Regions from separate parts of the Homo sapiens genome. Here region 2 is linked to region 1. The links are chromatin contacts, found by Hi-C or POLR2A ChIA-PET in ENCODE. All regions are on one chromosome and are shown on one strand. The core of a region is the stretch at or near the end of the contact, and the rest is flanking DNA. Distances in the headings are between cores, read along the strand shown. Region 1 holds the start of UMODL1 (uromodulin like 1). Region 2 has its middle 4.3 kb from the start of SLC37A1.

Evidence for each region. Hi-C counts contacts between places; a loop is a spot of excess contacts on that map. ChIA-PET counts read pairs that join two places held with the same protein, here RNA polymerase II (POLR2A). Pooled maps may share reads with other maps.
Region 2: a map with no recorded cell type shows a loop between it and region 1 (2.1-fold over the local background). The contact joins the enhancer-like site here to the promoter of UMODL1 in region 1. A Hi-C loop is called at or near these places in 1 of 168 maps with a recorded cell type or tissue (naive thymus-derived CD4-positive, alpha-beta T cell), 4 of 37 single-sample maps with no recorded cell type and 10 of 50 pooled maps. POLR2A ChIA-PET finds 5 or more read pairs at or near these places in 1 of 52 experiments (Panc1).

Annotation. Positions count from the first base shown.
Region 1 is chr21:42,069,719-42,072,646 of GRCh38, forward strand. UMODL1 (uromodulin like 1) reads left to right here and starts at 1,599. Exons shown (of 23, transcript NM_001004416.3): 1 at 1,599-1,674. The coding sequence starts at 1,599. RefSeq lists an enhancer at 2,786-2,928.
Region 2 is chr21:42,507,993-42,511,020 of GRCh38, forward strand. It overlaps a transcript of SLC37A1 not described here. Among named protein-coding and RNA genes, the nearest start is that of SLC37A1, 4.3 kb to the right of the region's middle. Within about 2 kb of position 1,453, at least 3 of the 41 ENCODE cell types and tissues checked have a DNase peak (open chromatin) inside an H3K27ac peak, as active enhancers do.

The sequences.
Region 1 (2,928 bases), core at 349-2,848:
TGATATTTTATAGACATTCATACATTATAGTAGCAAACATTTTGAGATGATATATACAAGATAATACAAATTCATCTTGCATTTTAAAATGTTCAGATTTACTTAAATCATAATACTTTTTATTCTTTTAGTGTTAATAAAATTTCACTTCCTTGAGTATTATATAATAGCTTTAACATTTATTCTTTTCGTATGAAAACGTTTTTTAATGAGCCAATTCTGTGTGAAGCTTTTGGTTTTCTATAAAAGCTGCTGTGTTCCAAGGACACCCGTTGTACGCAGCCCCTTTGCTGTGAGATCATTTCCAGCCTCCTTTTTGTATTCTTGTCATGGCATCTGACATTTAGTCATTAGCCAAGCAAATGCAGCAGTTCATCATCTCAGAGATTAATCTACAGAGAATAAAAGAGGTAGCAACGTTGGTGCGGGAGTTAGGCGAGAAGGTCCCTTCTGGAGGAATCGTTTTGTATCTAGAACACCAGGGAATTATGCTCCCGAACCATGCAGCCAACGTGAATCTTTGTTAATTCATCTGAATGTTTCCTCAGTAAAATCAACAAGATCTTCTTCATCCAATGTTAAAAATTGGGCTTCAGCAGTCAACACTAAGAAGTGAGAGGCAATCAACGGTGCAGTATGAAAACATCATGAGCTAGAAAGAACTTAACATGAGATTTAGAAATCTACTTCACATATACCATGATGACTACTGAAATAAAACATTAATCACCTGTATTCTTATCACTCCTCAAAATGTTTTCTTCCTGTCCCAGGGCCCTTTCTGGAGTTTTCTCCATGCTTATATAACTGTACAGAGTTGTCACTTTCATGGAGATGAAATTGCATGCGTTGCTGTTTTGACTTCACATTGTTAAGTATTTGTTTGTGCTACTAAAACTTCATGGTGAGCATTTCAACGCCCGTGTAATGCTGCATCCAGATGCTCTGTAATAATTACTCTCCCACTCTCCTGTGGCTGTCCAATTATGTAATTTCCCACTTTAAGTCATAATAGGTAATGCACATCCCTGTGACCACAGCTTCGTGCTCTCAGCCCAAGCTCCGGGAGGAGAGGACTGGGTCAAAGCACCTGGACATTTTTGTGACTTTTGAAGTGCATTGTGGAACCGTGTGAAGGACGCTTTTCTGAACGTGATGTTCCACTTTGATTTGATGCTGTTTTCTTCTGCCAGTTCAGAACGATAGGGTAAGAGAATACTCCGTGTTGATGGAGAGACTCAGATATGAGTCTCAAATGTGTTTTCTGCGTAACAACGAGATGGGATCCAGCGATGCGGTCTGGGCTTTTGGGTACTCACCTTTCCTAAAAGATGCCATCTGCTTGGAGCAGAATAGGCTGTGACACGCAGGAGCCCCCAGGGAAACGGCCATGGCAATGGTGGGTGTTAACGAGCAGGCATAAGGGACTGCTCCCAGCGGTGCTTCCTCTGAAGTCATTGCCACCTGCAGCAGCACAGGGGACAGAAAGGCCGTTTCTCCAGGTCCAGGCAGCTCAGGCCCCTATGAGCCCTGGCGTAGCAGAGACCCAGGCTTCTTGGTAGAGGCCCAGAGCCCTGTACTGCCACCACTGCCGGACGATGCTCAGGACCTCGGGGCTGGCACTGCTGGCTCTGGTCAGTGCTGTGGGCCCAAGCCAGGCCAGCGGCTTCACAGGTGAGGGGTCTGGGCTTGGCATGGGCAGTTCTTAAGGACAGGGGCTTCCTGGCATGGGTCTCATGAGGACAGCCCCCTGTGGAGACCTGGGCAGGCAAGGACGCCTCTGCTTGGAGAGGCGACATCTGTTCTTTTGTGGACAAGCTTTTTGGTAAGCGCACATGGTAGCAGCTGTGGAGGTGGGGCAGGAGTGCCGGGTAGGGTTTTGGGAAGAGGACTCCCCCAGTGGGAACCTGTTGCTGAATCACCTGGGCGTTCGTGGGGGTAAAATGCAGATTCTTAGCCAGCAGGTCTGGGGTGCAGGGCCTGGAACTCTACATGTCTGTGGGTGATGCAGATGCTGTGGGTCCTCAGATCCCACTGAGAACAGTGAGCTCCTACAGACGCAGAAGAAAGGTCTCCTGAACCTTGGTGCATTCAAGTCCTCACTTACAGATTTAAAAAAAAAAGGAGACCTAGCCTGGGCAACATCATGAGACCCCATGTGTACCAAAAAAAAAAAAAAATTAGCCAGCCATGGTGGTGCACACTTGTGGTCCCAGCTACACAGGAGGCTGGGATGGGAGGATCACTTGAGCTTGGGAGGTCCAGGCTGCAGTGAGCTAAGATTGCTCCACTGCACTGCAGCCTGGGCGGCAGAGCAAAAGCCCCCAAACAAACAAACAAACAAACAAAAAAAGCCACAATACAAAAACAAAAAAGAAAGGGAGACCCAGAATGGATCAGGGACTTGCCCAGGCCACACAGCTCACAGGGCAGAGTCACCACAGGAGCCAGAGGCTGCACCAGGGCTCTGTCCGGAGTTTTCCCAGGCATGCGGAGAGCAGGGCAGCTTCTTAAAAACACACGGGAGTTCTGAAACCCCAGAATCCAGGGAAATGGGACTGCGGAATTTTAAAATCATTTTCCTCTTAAAATCTGTCATATTCAGTTACAAATTTAAAGGAATCCATTCTGTTTCTAAAATCAACTATGTTTTTGTACTACTTTAACGTTTTTCACCCAGAAGCAGGATTTTGCTTTGTGATTTGTGAAATGGATTTTCCCATTGGAACAGGTAATGTGTAGACCCCACAGTTCAGATGCATAATGGGTGGGTATCCTGGGAAGCTGGAGAAGGTCTTAGGAGGTGTTTCCAGAACCCCTCATTGTATATGAGGACACGGGGCAGAACCTCAGCAACCCCACACGTGGTCGCCCCGAATTTTCCCTGTGTGCCAGCACTGCCTTCACAGGCATGACCCCACTTCAGCC
Region 2 (3,028 bases), core at 203-2,702, 440 kb after region 1:
GTGTTTGTTTAGAAGAAAAGTACCATGTCCATAAATCATCAAATGCTGGCCCAGAGGGAACTTTAAAGAACAGCCCCTTGATTTAAGCCACACAGTTTACCAAACTATAACTGGACTGAAGAGTACGCTCTTTTTTTTTTTTTTTTTTTTTTTTGAGGCGGAGTCTCGCTCTGTTGCCCAGGCTGGAGTGCAATGGCGCAATCTCAGCTCACTGCAAACTCTGCCTCCCGGGTTCAAGCAATTCTTCTGCCGCAGCCTCCCCCGTAGCTATGATTACAGGTGCCCGCCACCATGCCTGGCTAATTTTTGTATTTTTAGTAGAGACAGGGTTTCACCATGTTGGCCAAGCTGGTCTCGAATTCCTGACCTCAGGTGATCCACCTGCCTCAGCCTCCCAGAGTGCTGGGATTACAGGCATGAGCCACCGTGCCTGGCCTAAGAGTATGTCTTTTTGCAGACCCCATAAAAATTTTCCAACTTGCTTATCTCATGTATTTGCACTAGCTCAACTGCAAGAATGACTCCTTAGTTGATGGGTCAGTTTCCTATTTCCACATACCTGACCTCATTCTACCTATAGGCATAAACTCAAGAGGAATTTACAACAGATGGGCTCAGGCAACAAGTTAGCCCCAGAGTGGAGCTCAGCTACAGAGGAATGCTTCACTGAAAGAAATGTGAGTCCCTGAATCTGATTCAAGCCTTTATCAAGTCCTACTTCAGTTAGAATCCAGTTTACTCCCCAAATACCCGTGAGCACTCTCTCAGTTACTATTTCCCTTGCTACACATATAGAAGAAAAGCAAGAAAGTTACTCTGCTGGGAAACACTGCCAAGGGGTCTTAGAAGCAAGAAAATTTGCCTATTTTATACAGGTAGTTTAAAGAGAACCACCCTTATAAATGGGTGTTTGTCCCCTTATTATTTCAGGACACTTGAAAGCTCCTCTCCTCCAATATGTCTCTAATTCAAGTATCACAGTGTCTAAAATTCTACCACTAAAATGCCATTACCTAAATTAAGCACAGCCTTCTGTCTTTATGTTGATATTTCTTTAAATATCATGCCAATAGTTTTAAAATCAAATGATACTAAAGGTATATAACAACAAACAGTCGGGCCTGGCTTTATCCCTTCAACTCCTCTGTCTCATTCCCCTACCATTTTCTACTCTTTTACCCATTTCTTCTGGTAGTTCCCTATATTTCTAAATAATATGAGTAAACTATGATTTTTATGTCCAATTTTAAAGCTTTTCTATGGACCTCTGGTTTTAGAGACAACATCTAGTTCTCTTACATCCCTTGCCACTTCCCCTGATGCTGTAGGACAGACAGGTCTGTCCCACCCACGGTGACTCAGTCATTGTTGTTCATGGCCGCTGCCCGTTCTTCACGATCAAGGAGGAGAATTCTTTGGAGGAAACAGAGCTTTCATACGTGAATCGACTGGGAAGCGAGTCAAAAGTACTGCAACTGGAAGTGTGGCATGGGGAGGGGGCCGTGGCCAGTCTCCTCACTGGGCTCCTGTAGGACTGGGAACGCCTACTCCTTCACACCTAATTATGTTTGCTGGATTGGGTTATAGTTCTTCAGTGTGTGGACTCTTGTCAGTTTTATATCCGTAGGCCGAGCACAATGCCTGGAATACAGAGCATGCTTAATAATCAGAGGCTTTTCATTGTATTTCTTATCAACAACACTAGTAACTGAATATAAATCACCCTTCCTCGCCAGTCAGTGCACCATACCATTAGAATTCTTGCTTTTTGATCAGTGGAGATAAAATGAGTTTCTTTTCTCCATGTTAAGTAATCAGGTTCTGATTTTCCCTTTTCTTTCTCTCTAATAGTGTTTAATGCTCTAATGCTTTCTAAGCATGAGGTATTTTCTTGAGCTCTGAAGCCCAGTATCTTCAAAGCCCCCTTCAGGGAAACCTCAGTTCCCTGTCAGTCAAGGCCTGTCACTGGCTTTGCCTTGGCCTTCTCTGGGAGAATGTCTGCTCCTTAAGTTGATGGCATACAAGTTGAGGTGGGGAAAAATTAAAGTGTAGGATTTCTGTAGGCAGCTAATGTTTTATTACTGGAGTGCAGTGATGCGATCTCAGCTCACTGCAACCTCTGCCTCCTGGGTTCAAGCAATTCCCCTGCCTCAGCCTCCTGAGTAGCTGGGACTACAGGCACACACTACCACGCCCAGCTAATTTTTTGTATTTTAGTAGAGATGGGGTTTCACCATGTTGGCCAGGATAGTCTCGATCTCCTGACTGCATGATCTGCCCGTCTCAGCCTCCCAAAGTGCTGGGATTACAGGCGAGAGCCATAGCGCCTGGCCTAAAATGTATTATATAAGCATCATAGTGACCACAAAACAAAAACCTGCAGCAGATATACAAAATGTAAAGAGAAAGGAATCAAAGCATACCATTACAAAAATCATCACATTAGAAAGGAAGATAGTAAGGGAGTAACAAAGCAACAAAGGAACTACAAACCGCCAGAAAGCAATTTTTTAAATGGCAGTAGTAAGTCCTTATCAATAATTAATGTAAATGGATTAAATTCTGCAATCAAAAGATAGAAGTGGCTGAATGGATATTAAAAAAAAAAAATCTAGGTGCTGCCTGCAGGAGACTCAGCTTTAAGGATACACATAGGCTGAAAGTAAAGGCATGGGAAAAGATATTCCATGCAAATGGTTACCAAATAGAGAGCAAAAAAGATACTTATATCAGACAAAACAGACTTTAAGTCAAAAACTTCATAAGAGACAAAGTCACTATATCATGATAAAGAGATAAATTCATCAAGAGGATATAACAATTATAAATGTATATGCACCCAACATCAGAGTACCTAAATATATATTAACGGAACTCAAGAGAGAAATAGCAATACAGTAATAGCAGGGTACTTCAGTACCCCATTTTCAACAATGAATAGATGATCCAGACAGAAGATGAATAAGGAAACAGTGAACCTGAATAACATTCTAGAGCAAATGGACCTAACAGACATACAGAACACTCC